Linked DNA regions of Homo sapiens: region 2 is linked to region 1. Evidence: read pairs that join two places in POLR2A ChIA-PET (ENCODE). Cell type or tissue: A673. All regions are shown on one strand. Each heading gives the region's core, and the rest is flanking DNA. Links, peaks and the distances in the headings are about the cores only.

Region 1 (8,402 bases), core at 119-8,118:
ACAGCCCTGGCGTCACCTACATTGCCTGGCTCAGGGCCAACTTTAACATGAGCATTGACTTGAATGAAAATGCTTAGAAATTGGGAACTCAGTTTCTAAAAAGGATTCTCAAAAAATGAATTCTAGTTTGAGTACCCAACAACCAGGCCTGGAAATGGCCCAGACATTAATGTTAGCATATATTTCATTTCATGCCTTTACAGCTCCCCCTGATGTTACATTCACCCCCAAGCTACTTCTGAATGTACTGAGTACCATCACCACTTGACCACTTCCCATTTCTGCTCTTTAGAATAGGTTTAGCCTATGCTGTGGACTGAATGTTTCTGTCTCCACAAAGCTCCTAAGTTGAAATCCTAACCCTCAATGGGATAGTACTTTGAAATGGGGCTTTTGGGAGGAAATTAGGTCATAAAGGTGGAGCTCTTGTGATGGGATTAGTGCCTTTAGTAAGAAGAGACAGGAGAGAACTTTCTGGAGGCAAATTTATTTTTCAAAATAAATTTTAATATATATTTTTTTAATTTCAATAGTTTTTAGGGAACAGGTGGTGGTTGGTTACATGAACAAGTTCTTCAGTGGTGACTTCTGAAATTTTGGTGCACCCGTCACCTAAGCAGTGTACGGTGTACCCAATCTGTAGTTTTTTTAACCCTCACCACCCACTACCCTTTCCCCTGAGTCCCCAAAGTCCAAGTCCAATGTATTGTTCTTATGCCTTTGTGTCCTCATAGCTTAGCTCCTACATATGAGTGAGAACATACTATGTTTAGTTTTCCATTCCTCAGTTACTTCACTTAGACAATAGTCTCCAATTCCATTCAGGTTGCTGCAAATGCCATTATTTCATTCCTTTTTATGGCTGAGTAGTATTCCATTATATATATACACACACACACACACACACACACACACACACATACACACACACATATATATCTATCTCACATTTTCTTTATCCACTCATTGATTGATGGCTATTTGGTTAGGTTCCATATTTTTTGCAATTGCAAATTGTTCTGTTGTAAACATGCATGCAGTTTTTATAAGCCAGGAAGAACAGCCTCACCAGACACCAGATCTACTGGCACCATGATTTTGAACTTTACAGCCTCTGTAACTGTGAGAAGTAATTGTTTATTGCTGTTATTAGCCACCAAGTCTTTGGTATTTTAGTTACAGCAGTTCAAACCCACTAATATATACCATAAGTTTCAGATTCCACAATATACCAGGGAATTTCTTTCATCTCAACTTCATTTAGTGTGAGCCATTGTTGAATCTGGATTTCAGTCAACCAATTCAGAAAGCAAAACAATTATAATCACTCTGAGCTACTCGGGTAAGCTCACTGCATGTAGGCTCTGGTACATGTACCAATATTGGCTAATTTGCCCCAATCTGTTTATGATTATTTCTACCTAGTATAGCTCCCTTTGACTCTAGCTGCACATTTCCTCCAGGTTTCTGCTGATAAAAAATAACAACTATTGCCATTTTTGTTGTTGTAGCCTTTTCTTTCTGGTTCACACTTTGTATTTGACCCCTTCTGACACATTGGGAACAATTCTAACTTCAGAACTGGAATCAGTGAGGTGATTAGGGTGGCCAAGAGGAGAAATGGCATTCTTTAACGCATTAGATGAGTTAGTTGGAGATGGGGCATTTGGGAGGTAATTAGGTCATGAAGGTGTAGCACTGTTGATGGAAGAAGTGCCTTTGTGAGAAGAGTTACAGAAATCTTACTTCCTTTCCCTTTCTCGTCACCATTGAGAAAATACAGAAAGAAGACCATCTACAAGCCAGAGAGCAGCCTTCACGAGACACTGGATTTCTAGAGCCTTGATTTTGAACCTCCCAGCTTTCAGAACTGTAAGAAATAAATGTTTGCTGTTTAAGCCACCCAATCTATGACATGTGTTATGGGAACCTGAGCTAAGGCAGCCTACAAGAATAATCTGCCTCATGTTTTCTAAAGGAGATTCCTTAAATATGATTCCCCATTTGTTCTTCATACAGTAGTAATAGTACTGATGGTGATAGTAGGTGTAGTCCTAGAAGTAGTTGTTTTAAAAGACACAGATATGAATTGAGAAGAGAGAAGAAAACTAAAATAAGTTGCTTTAGACCAAACTTGTCCAACCTGTGGCCCACAGCCCACATGTGGCCCAGGATGGCTTTGAATGCAGCCCAACACAGATTCATAAATTTTCTTAAAATTTTTTAATGATTTTTTTTAAAGTTCGTCAGCTATCATTAGTTTTAGCATATTTTATGTGTGGCCCAATACAATTCTTATTCTCCCAATGTGGCCCAGGGAACCCAAAAGATTAGATACTCCTGCTTTAAACCCAAGTAATATAAGGTCCTTCCCAGGGTTGTGCACTTTAGATGACTCTGTATCGTGATCCTACTTAGCTCTATCCCATAGGACAAGACATTCATTAGCACAAGGGGTCTTTTCTAGGCCACAGTAGGTTGGTTGAGGCACTGGAATTCCCTGACCCAATGTCTCTGAATCCATTTCTGTTCTTGCACAGGCTTCTTCTTCAGTTGACCTCTTGAAGTCTCGGAGGAATGGCCATTTGTCGGGGTATGTGGGGAAGCAGGTATGTGGGAATGAATGGAGCTTGGATTTAAGGGCTGTGTTCACACAGAAGTGTGTAAGGCCCTTCATATTGAAAACAGAGCTGGGATGGGAACAGAAGGGGTGAAGTCTAGGGGTCTACAGTCATATCCTTGTCTCAGGCCCTGCAAATTTCAGAGATGAGCTTTAGAGAAGCGTGTGTGTGTGTGTGTGTGTGTGTGTGAGAGAGAGAGAGAGAGAGAGATGCAATACTCGCATTCGTAATTTTAGGTTCTTGTAATTACATTCTTATTTTTTAGGGAAAGGAAAGCTGAAGCTTCTGAAAGAACTTGATAGGGTCAGATCAGGGAGCTCTCTTTGATTTCATTGTGCTCTGATATGAAGTGAGCACACACAGGCACAGTGAAAGAAAAGAGAGATGCTGAATGCTAAGACCATTATAATTGCCATAGGGAAACCAAAGCTGCTGTTTTAGCTTGAGTTAAAAAAAGCAAAACTGTCCAGTTCCATGAGCCTTTCGATGTGGCTACTGAGGCAGCTCCTGTGTTTCCATCCTCCCTCATGTATCCTTACAATTAACCCCAATTCCCTGAGGCTCCATTCTGTTTCTTGCAAATTCTGTTTCTAACACAGCTGTCTAGGGGAATAATTATCCCCAACACCACTGCCGCTTTCCTCATGCCTACAGAGACCCACAGCTAAGATGTTATGAGAGATTCCTGTGTTTGGGTTTAAAGTTTGTAAAATCAAAGCACTTTAACAAACTACAAATCTGCTCCCTGTTCCCTTCAGCTGGTAGGAGGCAAATGCGATGAAAGACTCCTGCTTGCTTTGCAGATGGAGAAACTGACCTGGGGGAAGTTCACTGGCCGGAATCAATGAGTGAATATCCAAACGGCCCAAGGTGCCTGTTTGACCCCAGATCGTTCCTTCATCTGTGCATTTATGCTCCTTGACTGTACATGTTAAGTGAACAAGTTCTTGGTCTATTCTGGAAGTTTGGTAAAAAAAAAAAAAAAAAAAAAGAAAAAAAAATTACAGTGTCTACTTCAAGTCTTTTCTCTGTTTTGTTTTTCTGGGTTTTGGTTGCTTTTGCAAAGCACTGAGCAATTCATCTTATTGACCTGCCACAGAGGCCTATCCTTTCCCTCACAGTTCTAATTTCTATCTCCTGTTGAGAACCATTGTGTGAAGGTATTGTTAGGTTTCCATGCCCACTCAATCCCTAGCCTCTCTTCTTAAACCGCCAACTGCGCCAATTAGTACCACATGTGGTGTGAGTTTGCAGCGTGGTTATTGCTGCCAACTCCTCAAAATGTGGCCAAAATGCAAATTGGCCTATAGACAAGTTTTTGGGTGTGAGTTCAGGGGGAAAAGTTTAAGTATCACAGCAGCGTAAATATCAGTTCTTTCATTCCTTGAAGCTCCTGGCATGCTTTATAGCTTTAAAGTGAAATATGTAAAAAGACCTGGAATGTTCCAAAAGAGAAAAATATGGGAAAATGCTGAAATCAAATAAAATTGGAAGAATAAATCATTTAAAACTTAGTTGAAGCACATTAAAGAAAGAGAAGAAGGGTGCCTGGAGTTTCAAGTCTGTAATTGGTTATCATCCCAATGAAAACCACTGAAGTTTCCCCATTAATGGCAAATCAAGCACTAGTTACATCTCTCAGCCTCTTTGAATCTCTTTTTTTCTTTTGTTTTTTCAATTACAAGTCCCACTGTTTGTGTCAGGAGTCATTCTTGTGACTACTTTAATCTCATCACTATTTCCCTGTGTCTTCCTCACCATGGATGTGTTCTACCACCTTCAAATGTAACAAATTCCTCAGAGTTTATTGCCACATTTTCTGCTGTGATAGTTCTGTCTTAAGGCCGAGCTCAAATCTGGCTCTATTGTCCCCCTAGATTTAACAAAGACCCTTGACAAGATTTCCTATTCATCTATGCCCCAGGCTGTGGAAGTGTGTGTACAGAAATGACACAAATGGATACTATTATAGGTCAGAAACTCTCTTAGGCACTTTATTGTATCAGAGGAGCCTTGATTTCATGATCAAGTAATTCCTATAAGGTAATTTTTGTTTTCCCCATTATAAAATGAAGAAACTGAAGTTTTATGAGGGAAAGAAATTTGTTTTCATTCATACAGCTACAAAGGGGGTAAATCTCATATTCAGACCTGGTTCTGTCTCATTCACTAAATGATACTATCATGTAAGACAAGAAGGATCATAGAGAATGCAATCTATAAGTCATTACCATGTACCAGGCATAATGTTAGATGCTTTACATACATTTTTACTAACCCTTACTATAAAACTGAAGGTATTACCTACAAGATGGGCTCAGGAAGGTTAAATGATTTGCCCAAGGCCAGACAAACAAAAGTTGCAGAAATGAAGTCTAATACAAGGTCAGCTGACCTATGCAATCTCTGCTCTTTTCATTGCAGTAAACTTTCTGCCCCCAAAAGAGGCCCTTATTGCCTGTTAGACACACTCATTATTGATTTCCTTCACCTCTCTGGAGGAGTCCAGTGCAATACGAATTGCCTGGTCCATCATTTGGGGAGTCACAGCTCCAACATGTCCTCTTAAGAAGCTATCTACAGCTGGGCGAGGTGGCTTATGCCTGTAATCCCAGGAATTTGGGAGGCCAAGGCAGGCAGATCACTTGAGGTCAGGAGTTCGAGACCAGCCTGACCAGCATGGTGAAACCCCATCTCCACTAAAAACACAAAAATTAGCTGAGTGTGGTGGCGAGCACCTGTAATCCCAGCTACTCAGGAGGCTGAGGCAGGAGAATCGCTTAAACCCAGGAGGCGGAGGTTGCGGTGAGCCGAGATTGTGCCACTGCACTCCAGCCTGGGCAACAAGAGTGAAACTCTGTCTCAAAAAAAAAATGCTATCTGCAAGTCACCACTCATAAGCTTAGTTCTCATTTTTAACTTTTAGGAGAAGGGTTAATACACCCTTCAGGAACCTCACTACCATAAAATAAGCAGAAGACATTCAGTCCCTGAACACTGGTTCCCACATTGCTATGAGATTGTGTTTCCCCAGTCTTTTCACTTGTATGAAGTTCTTGTGCAAATAGAGTCATTCAGGGGGAAACATTCCCATGCCTTCTTTCTACCTGCTGGTCACCAACCATTAAACAACCATATGTAGGCTCACCTTATTACATCACTTGATGAGACATATTTATAGTTGTGTTGGCCAATTAGCTTTTTGGCCAAATCAGAATTAAGATGTATCTCTATATTTCTTCTGTTCATCATGCCAATGAGTTGTCCAGATCATAATTTGGGCTTTCACAAGAAAAGAAAACAAACAAACAAACAAAAAAAAACAATGTGCTGACCAGATCCGCTAACTTCCCTAATGTATCAAACATTCATCCTAAGATTTAAAAAGGTCATTTCTGATCCAGCTGGTTTAGTCAGTGACCTGAGCTCTGTGCATATCCCATTACCAACGCCCAGCAGCACAAACCACAGTCTGTCTAAGTATTTGCATGGAAAACAACCCTAACCAAAGATTACGCATTTCGGGCTGGGAAAGGCAATCCATTCCATTTAAAAACATCTGCCAGAAAGGTCAGACGCAGGCTGGGCAGTTTCTGGTCTTCCATTCTAGAGATTGCTTTGGTTGCAAATACTGTGTCCAAGGGAAACTAAATTTCGAAGAGAGCACAACTTCAGGGAGAAATCTTTGACAGTTAACTCAGATTCAGTTCAAACTAAGATTTCAGAGACTTTTTTCAAAGGCATTGGGCCAGAGTTTTTAAGCAAGTGAGAGAATTTATTACTTTTATTCAAATACACAGAAAAATGAGAGTGAGAGCGAGAGAGAGAGAGAGAGAGAGAGAAAGAGGGAGAGAGAAAGAAAGAGAGAGAGAAATATTACTGTTAGTTCACCTTAAATTCAGGAGTTTGCTCTCTTTTCTGTAAAGGCATAAAGAAATTGTTTTCAGTTAACCAATATGCTGCCAGCAAAATATGAAGCATTTGATTTATTTTTTTCTTTTTGTGAAAAGCTATGCTACCACTCAAGTTAGTTTAAAATAAAGTTCCTCAAAATAATATGCAGTTTAAGCAATGAAAACAACAGAGACTATCAGTTTCCATTTCAGGGTGGTGGAATGAAACATTCCTTCAACTTGGGGTCAGTGAACACATACTGTTACAATTCCATACAAGCCTGTGCCCCCAAAGAGCTCGTTTCCCTGATCTGATCTACCCAGAGATGGATCTGTCGGGGAAATCCATTACCAATCTCCCAGCAATGCTAAATAAAGTGAACCACTCAGGACAGCACACTGCACATGTACAAGAATCAAAACCTACTACTATTTATTGGCTACTAAGATAAAGTTCCTTTTATGATCCGCAAATATGGCTTTAATTTAGCGAGGTTTATTTTGAATTGGTGGGGAGGGATGGGGGATAAAGGGAGAGGGGGACTTTCAGAGCACTCACACGTAAAGGGAACAGCAAGTTTCCACTAATGGGCTTTCAGCTGGTTTTACCAAAAAGAGAGGAACACCAATCCAGTAATCTTTCTTGCACAGATCGGATTCCTGTCTCTGCATTTCCACCTGTAGTAAGGGCTGAATCCAGAGGTGCCTTATCTTCAGGTTGCTGGGAAACAACATCTATCGTCTACCTTTTTATTTGGACTGTTTTCACTGTTATGCTAATTACAATCTAGAGCAAATGCTTGATCCATCAAAGTGAAGCCATAGGATTTGTTTCCCTTATGTTTAAGGATGGGCTTCAGTTCACATGGGTGTTGTTACGATGGTTATTAAGGTATTCTGCATCCATTAGAAGTATTAGCATAGTTACTATTTCTTGGATGTATATCTGCATTGTGATTTGAAGCTCAGTGTGCTACCAGAGTGTGGTAGATTATAGATGAAAGACAGCTACAAGTTCTTCGAGAAATGGAGTCTAACTCCACTCCCCTGGGGCTGGCCTAGGTGACTTGTTCCACTAATAGGATGTGAAGGAAGTAATGGTCGGACATTCCAGGTTTAGGCTGTAAGAAGGCTGGCAGGTTCCCCTCCGGTCTTTTGGAATTCTTGCCCCAGTGTTTCTTGCACTGCCATGTAAGAAGTTCACAAGTGCCCACCTTGGACCAAGACCATCAAGGTATAGGTTCCTGGCTCAGCATTCTAAGCTGAGTCCAGCATTTGTGGGCATCCCTGTAAAGATGCCAGACATGGTTTATATCTACTGGACCAGCCTGTCTACCTGCTGAATACCACCAAGTTGAAAACACCTGGAGCAGGAAAAACTTCCCAGCTCACCTGTCACCTCAGGAACCATGACAGTAGTAATCATTGTTTTAAACCATTAATTTTGGAAATGTTTGTTAAGAAGGAACAGATAACTGAATCTCGCATAATTCAACAATGGAAGTGCACTACTTTATATGCTGGAATGGTCATCTGGTTCTTGTGTCTTTTTTTGCCTTTTTTTTTTTTTATTCTTTGAATCTCAGATCAATTGTTACTCCCTCTGAAAGACTCTCCTGCCTCTGCCTCGCCTCTGCCTAGAACAAATTAGATCCTTGATCTTTCTTTTAAGCCCTCCTCCCTCAAATTCAGTTCACTGAGGGTAGGTAATTTTTAAATTGATTAAACATTTATTCATGCAAGAAACATTTACTGTATACCTACAAGTATAAATCATGATGTTCGCTGATGGAAAAATTGTGAAAACATTTTCTTTGCTGTACTTACCCCTCAGACCTAGCACATGCATAGTTGGAGTTTGATACATGTCAATTTTTGCTAACTCCAA
Region 2 (8,402 bases), core at 246-8,245, 810 kb after region 1:
ATCATTTCTATAAAATTGATTTTGTAATGTCCATTGAGGCTGTTTTTGTCACCTTAAACATAGTTTCCTTAATAGTCCATGCGCACTTGAAAAGAACAATTCTGTTTTTTATGTGTGATACCTTGAATTCAGCAATTCTATTTTTAGATCTTCAATGTTTCTGTTTATATTTGTGTACTTGATTCATCAACTAAATCTGACTATATATTTCTTGTTGTATGATGTATAGTAAAAAGTTATCAATAATATGTTCTCATTATAGTATTTCTTGTAACATTATATATTACTTTTCTTTTTCTTCTGTGTCATATTTTTCCTTCAAATTTTGTTTTGGCAGATTTTCAGAATGCAATCCTACTGTTCTTTTGGTCCATAGTTGCCTAGTAGATCTTCTTTCATATTATTTCAATCTGTTTTTATTGTTTAAAGTTTTTTTCTCTTATTTATTATAACCTCTTTGTAGTACAATCTGTGGTCTCTAAGATGAATAGAACATTGAGATAGTGGAACACTGGAAATGAGGTAGTTGTAAATTACAAGAGCAATAAATATAAATTTTTATATAATGCAGTACTACAAAAGGACTAAATGAAGTAGCATGATAAGAACTAAAAAATATTTTTAGTGAAAGAGTTGCACTGTAATGTATATATAGTAAGATATACCATATACATTTTATATAAATTCCTAAACTTCTTTTAAGTACTAAATATGGTGAATATGTGAGCTTCTCACTGGTTGAGAGGCTAAAAGCCTTACATTTTATGGGCACATAATCATTTTATTTAAACAATGCCTTAAATATGATAAAATGTTAGTATCATTTTAACTTTGTGTAGTGGTAAGATGGGTGTTTAGTGTATCAATTGCTGTGCATCTATTTTCAAAAATTTAAAAATAAATAAATAAAACCCCTCAAACTCTAAGTTGATTTTAAAAAAAACAATGTAAGTTGTAGAATGAGTCCATTTAGAAATTCTAAACAAAATAAAATATGCAAATATACAACATAATTTAAATAACTGAGAATTCGAATCTAAATTGGTAATGTTGAATTCCAATTTTTATTTCTTTAACATTAATAACCTTATTCACATTGTTTGAGACTCAAGAGACTCTAGAATTAAGATCAAAATTCTGTGACACCAAGCTTTATTAGTTTGTTCAGTTTTTGCTAATTGTAGTTGTAAATACCAAAAGAAATTCTTCAATCTATTCGAAATATTTTGACTAAGAAATAATACACAAGTAAAATGCCACTTTCCTATACCTAAAATAAGTGACATTTTCAGGGAAATTATTCGTCTTTCACATTACTAGTAAAGACACTTTTCTTCCCAAATGTTCAGATATTCTTGAGGTCTTCTTATCAAGAATCCATAAGTAGACAGTAATTAATTCCTGGCTAAAAATGCATTTCTTCCAGAAGTAAAAGACTCACTCAAGGTAAAAATTTGAATCCAGCACCCACTGTGGACTAACTTGTCTAATTAGTTTTATGCCAAGAAATTCATTATTGGTCCACCAATGGAATAAAAAGTATTTTCAAGTAAATTTAACAAAAATACAATTTTAAAAATTATTTTTAAATTAAAACTGCATCATCAATTTTATATTACCTGGCTGTATCAATTAGAAACTGGGTAAATAAGAGTTGGTGCAACTGAAGATGAGAGTGGGATAAAGACTTCAACTTGCCTATTGGTTTTGGCAGGGTGGTATTCGAAGTTCTCCCTGACATGAGCAGTTTTAGTCGGAGATCATGTTGGCATGCTAAAGACCAAAAGCAAAGAGGAAAGTAGAAATAGTGTTGCTAGGCAAATTTTTCAGTCATTTTTACTCTAAAGAAGAAAAGGGAAAGGGTCAAGACCCCAGAAAATATAAAAACAAGGAGACAATCATTTTTGTTTGTTTGTTTGCTTAAAGAGATTTTAGGCTGGAGAGAATGATCCAAGCAAGAGTAAAGACTTAAGACACAATGGAGAAAGAATATACTATTAGTAACCAATTCCTTGAAAGAGCAAGAGAAAATAGGTAATGAATTTCAATGCTGAATGGTTTTAATAGAAATAAAAAGTTTGTCTATTGTAATGTAAAATAAACAGACTGCCCCAAGATAGATAAGTATCAGCTAGTAGATTAATAATGGGAGTATGAGATATTTCTCTCTGGGGCCTCTATTCTCTCGATAATGAAATAGATTGAAAAAGATTTGAGAAGAGGAAATAAGAGAAAATGTAAAATAATTATCCCAGTGATGAGAAGCGCCATTTGATCAGGGAACTTTAGTAGGATTGCTTGATATTGTAGAAGGCCCAGTTGAGAGTTGTAGTCATAATTTTAAAACAAAGTTTTGCTCCAATCCGTATCAGTTACATAGGTGCAGGCACAAAATAAACAGAGACTCAATGTAATCAGGATAGTCACGTTGGCTGGAAAACATGATAAAGTGGGAAAGGGATAGGAAAGTTAAGTGTTCATGCAAGAAATATTTAAAGGGCTGGAGCATGGAATCTACTGGTTGATCTAGCCTATGGAATGCTCAGTTTTTCAAGATTCCACTGAGATGCCAGATCTACTACAAAATCCAAGTTTAAAATATACTATGAGTTGAAGCAGGAAATACAGGATAGAAACAAAATAGGGACAGTGACTGCAATCAAACCGCAGATCACAGCGTGCATGGACAGTTAACTCCGCATTTTACAAGTAAATATAGTGGGAAGAAATTCTTGGTAAAGATATTTAGCAAAGAAAATAAGCTAAAAAAGGAAGCATTTAGACTGCAATTCTGAGAATGTGTGGATTTGTTTTTCTGTCTATGCCTTTGATGGAATCTGTTATTCACCGTGTATCTTGCTGTACAACATATGAGCATAATGAAGACGGCAAAATCAGTCCTTAGGGAAAGCGATCAGTCAGTTATCCCGCAGATTCCATTCCATGATTCATGTCCTAGGTTTGCTCAAATTATCCCTCACTGGCGACTGCCCATGAGATTAGGCAGCTGAGAGTAAATAAATTTGAAGGAATATTTTAACACAAATGATAAATCAGGGGAACAAAGAAGGTATTAAACATATCCCTTGTTTTAAAATGTGTATTCTATCAGCCCTAGAAATCCTGTGTGACATTTTGTTAAGGAAGATCTTCTCTAAAACTTTTCCTTCAGAAGCAGTTCATCAGCGTCTCCAGTCTGGGAAACAACATTGTCTCTGGTAGCTGAATATTAGTTTAGCAAATTTCTTTTTTCCCTACCTCACAGTCTAACTGGTAGGTGTGACTAAAAGGTCTCTGAAATTACTCAGAATGATTGTGGCATTACTTAATAACTCTAAATGATTTTTCCCCTGAAAATCTGTCACAAATCTCTAAACAAACAGCAGTTATTATGGAAATTTTTAGATAAATTTACTGTACCATTAGTGGTATTTCTGAGTCACCTAGTAATGACATAGACAGTTAAAAAATTTTTTTAAAACACATAATTGGTTAGAAATAGCTTATTGACAGTGAATTTGGCCCTCACACAAGTTCAGTGGAAAAAGAGCTTCTTCAAAAGAGCCCTGTCAGCATAACATTAATCTAATTTTAAGAGTCTGTCTTTCCTTACTACTAATTTGAGTTTAATGAATCCATCTGGCTGGGCTATTTCTGATGAAAAGATATGTTGTGAGATAATAAATTGGATCTGCATGTGTGCTTCTGTGTGTGTGTGTGTGTGTGTGTGCGCATGTGTGTGTGGTTGAACCATATGAAATTATGAATTTCATAGGTTAAAAAAGTCATCAATTTCACATGGCTCAACTTCATAAATACATATTTATATTTGAATATTTATATAATATTCTGTGTGCTATTGTGTGACATATATTATTGTATTGTGATAAAGAATATTTTGCATTTTCACAAAATGTAACATTGGACACATATACACTATTTCATAATTTACCTTCCTCATGCATAGCAAATTTCCTCATTGTCTTTCCTGTGACAGTAACTGTCTTGAAATGGAGAATTAAAACCATTATTCAAACTATTTGATTTAACCAGATTAAAAATATATTGTATTTTTGAGAGAAATATATGAAGTTGGTAACATTCCAGAATATTTTTCCTACAAGAAGGACTCTCTCCTTTCAGAATTTTTTTATTCTATGGAAACTAAATTTTGCCAATTTTTGTGGGACTATATTGACATCAAGTTTTGACCAGTATATCTAGAGAGTCTGAGAAAGAGCCAGCTAGACCATTCTTAAGCAAAATGTGGGTAGCTGAATTTGTTTAGTAATTTTCTTCCTTTTTCTTCTCACATATATCTGTGACTGGTAGGTGCAAAGCAGTTAGTTCAAAAGCACTTTCTGTATAGTACACTGGGCTTAATTAAATCTCTGTTGACTTTGCTAGGTTTTATCTACTGCACTGTCCAACCAAGAGTAGTCTACAGACAATCAAACTAGAGAGACTTAGCACATTTTTACAGTTTATTGTTGCAATCAAATAAACCTTACAGAACATTAATTTATGCAGTATTTAAGACTCTTATTCAACTTTATAGCCTATATCATAATTAGACATAAAGGTAAATAATAAGCATGAATATCAAAAGATATTATCATGTCATAGCCAGCCCATATAGATCCATGTTTTAATTTTGTTAGCTCTATATTGTACACAAGTTAATTTGGCAAACTCATTGAGATTCCACAAGGTACCAAAGTAGACACAGATGCTAAGAAGGCAGTTCTAAACAAGGCGGCTTTTCTGTTGCAATGTTATGAATGGTAAGTCTTCTTTATATTTCAACACTATCAGAGTCAGTAACATATATGGTACAAACATTCTTATACATGTGTCACTGATTCTGGATCAGGAGCCCTACATATGTAGCCTTTATTTGATTCTACCTATATATGTCTGCCTAGTATTACCTAAGCTTCTGGGGCAAAGATTACAAACTTATTTCTCTCTTTCCTGGGCATACAGCCAAATGGTTTCCTGATCTCTTTTTTCTGGATAAGTGAGGATGTCTGATTGAGTTCTTGGTAATGGAATATGAATGGAAATTATGGATGCTACTCAAGAAAAACTGTTTCCAGCTTGGATACAGAGAAACATGCAAATAATTCTAAAGCACTAGACGATAATAGAGAGCAAAATATTGAAATATCTTGGGTTCTTGTGTACCCACTAGAATCTTGTCTCCCCAGTCAACTATATTGGATTCTGACTTGAATGAGAAACAAACTTTTATTTTCTCGAACTATTGATATTTGGAAAATGTTTGTTGAATAGTTAACCTACTCTGACTAACACAACTTTTGTGGTGAAGGTACCTGTTTTTTTAGCATACACTCCCACCCAATTCTGATGTTCCACTGTTGGAGATAGAGTTAAACTCACAAAATGGAAATATTTACAAGAAATTTAGAGTTTCCCATTGTGTTAACTCCTTGAAGTGACATAAAGCTAAAGTATGTGAAGACGACAGGTGCCTGCGTTATTATTGCCTTAAAATTCCTGTGCAATTGCAACTGAGTTTTGTTGTGAATATAATTAATAACATTAAATATTTTTCTATTGTGAGGAGAAAATGAATTCAGAAATCAGGAGAAATGGGGTACATGAATGCTTGGCAGAGTGTAAGAGATCATTTAGACTAGAAAATGAGAGAAGCAAAAAAGAGATGAGAAATTGAAGGGGAGCTTCCTTGATTTCAGAGTTGCAACACACTGTGATAGCTCTTCATAAATACTTGAAAAGGATATTTATTTATCCAGTATAACTCCAGAGAGCATAGTAAAGAGTCATAGATATATTTCATAGAGGGAGATTCCCATGTAATACCAGAAGAAATTATTGCTAATTATAGCAATTTCAATGAATTCTCTTCTAGAAATTCTGTATGCCTACATGTCACGTAAACTTCCCTGGATCATGTATTGTCCTTGTTACTGTACTTTCACTTCCCCTGCCATGACCAATTTTTTTTTTTTTTTTTTCAGATGGAGTCTCACTCTGTCGCCAGGCTGGAGTGGAGTGCAGTGGCGCAATCTCGGCTCAATGCAACCTCCGCCTCCCGGGTTCAAGTGATTCTCTGCCTCAGCCTCCCGGGTAGCTGGGACTACAGTCGAGCACCACCATGCCTGGCTAATTTTTGTATTTTTAGCAGAGACGGGGTTTCATCAAATTGGTCAGGCTGGTCTCAAACTCCTGACCTCGTGATCCTCCCACCTCGGCCTCCCAAAGTGCTGGGATTACAGGCTTGAGTCACTGCGCCCGGTGCTATGACCATTATTGTACGACATGTACCACTGGGTTCAAGCCCTCTTCTTTCCCCATGTTCTTCACTGTGCTCTAATGTCTGATGGGTCACTGACATCTCACTCAGATGCCAGGTCCTCCATGCCGCATTCGGGACTCTTACTCAACATTACCTCAGCTTTTATGACTGTTATTTTCTTTGTGTAAATATAATTACCATAAGATATAAACAACTAGAACATATCTTTATTTTAGAATTCCCTATATGTATTTTGTGTTTTGATGCTCACAAAACAGTCGAATAAATCAATTAATTTATGTCTTTGGAGATATTGCAGACTGGATGCCTCTGAGACACGTAAAAATTCTAAAATTTCTTCATTCTAAGTTGGCAAATAAAAATTTAATCAAGTCTCTTTTACTGGGTGGTTGATAAACTGGAGAAGATTTTGAGAGGCACTGTATGCTTCTAGAAGGCTGGAAAACTCAATAACCTGTTTAGGTGATCACTTTTTTTTTGCCTAGCTTGAGGCATTTTTTCTCTTCCACTGCCATACCATGTTTATTTTATTTTTCTTACCACCTGACCACATTTGAATTTTTCTCTGCTTATCTAACACCTCCTCCATGTTATTGCTTTCAATGCCCATCCCAATTTTATATATCCAAATGTCAGTATTTTGTCTTCATAAATGAAGTGATTCTCTCTTGCTTACTCTCCATATCTCTCTCTCTATATATATATGTGTGTGTGTGTGTGGGTGTGGATATACACACACAAACATACACACATATATTCATGCATACACATACATATATACATACACACATACATGCATATATGTATATATTTGAATATATATTTGTGTATATTACATATGTAAAAGCATAAATACATTATTTTATATATCGTATATGTAACATAATTACATCATTAAATATGATAAACATGTTATATCATATATAATATCATATCTAATGTATATTTAATATATCATCGTCTATATCCCCCATATAAAATACATCATGTATTATTGCATATATGCACTCCGTATATTTCTGAGATATGAAAGCTGTTTTCAAGTATGTATTAGTTGCATGATGAAAAATATATTAATTAAATCATCTGTGTCTCAATTCACTTACATTTTAAAGAGAAAACATTATAGCATTTATCTCATGGGTTGGTAAGAGATTATACTTGTAACTTCGTGAGAAAGGTTCCTTGCTCATAGTACGTCTAAAATAAATTGCAGCTCCTTTTTAATATGAAAATCATAAGTAGTTTACAGCAATTGGAATGACTTCTAGCTAACTGATGCTTACAAACATTTGTAGAATGGAGGTACACTATGCCCTTGACTATTTACAAATTTACTGAAAACAAACTATGTCTAAGATTTTATTATCGCAATACAAACCCTTGGAAGTTTCTCATTTCTCCACTTTATTAAGTGGAAAAACGAGAAATATGGTCATACTCACAGAACCCTTAAGGATTAAGGATTAAGGGTTTTGTAACACCATACTTCTACATGATGTGCCAAATTGATCTAGACGTTCTTACCTCCCAAGTAATTCAATCTCAGTATGCAAAACCCTTTCTGCATTGAACAGGGGTCTCATTCCACAGCTAAATAATTGTTATTCTCAGTATTTCTCAATAAGTGCAGGATGAATCAAAATAAAGACCCCTTTAAAAAATGTATCTTTAAATACTATAAGATTGACACCTAATAAAGCAGCTTACAAATCATAACAATGCTCTATCATAGTGAGTAATGGACCATATGCAACACACTCATTACCTGCCTGAATGTGGCTGTCTGCTGTAATTTCTGGTCTCTCACCTTGTAGCTCAAACCGGCACATAGCACTACGAGTCTCTGGGGCAAGTAACATTGTTGAATTCATTAATCCCCTCCCCTAAACAGTCTTGTTCATCCTCCCACTGAACTGTGAGCAAATGACTTGGGACTGAAAGACCTTCCACAGAGCTCCTCTGCTCTTTCTCAGCCTGGCACATATAACAAAGGTTTATGGTACACATATGAGATTGTTTATTGAGTGTTATAAGCAGAACATTTTCAGCGTAACCCGATAGGGACACTAATATGGTAGATATGTTTTAGCTTGAT

Evidence for each region. ChIA-PET counts read pairs that join two places held together with the same protein. Peaks named below come from ENCODE experiments on the same cell type or tissue, not always from the same donor. Only the 100,000 strongest peaks of a DNase experiment are listed, where the experiment ranks them.
Region 2: POLR2A ChIA-PET joins it to region 1 with 10 read pairs; 1 of 35 experiments calls an interaction of 5 or more read pairs at or near these places.

What each region holds. Positions count from the first base shown.
Region 1 is chr14:85,758,891-85,767,292 of GRCh38, forward strand. No RefSeq gene overlaps it. Among named protein-coding and RNA genes, the nearest start is that of LINC02328, 170 kb to the right of the region's middle. In A673, for the core only: no CTCF peak of the experiment used is centred there; a DNase peak (open chromatin) is centred at 3,821.
Region 2 is chr14:86,571,720-86,580,121 of GRCh38, forward strand. No RefSeq gene overlaps it. Among named protein-coding and RNA genes, the nearest start is that of LINC02309, 240 kb to the left of the region's middle. In A673, for the core only: no CTCF peak of the experiment used is centred there; no DNase peak of the experiment used is centred there; H3K27ac peaks cover 767 bases.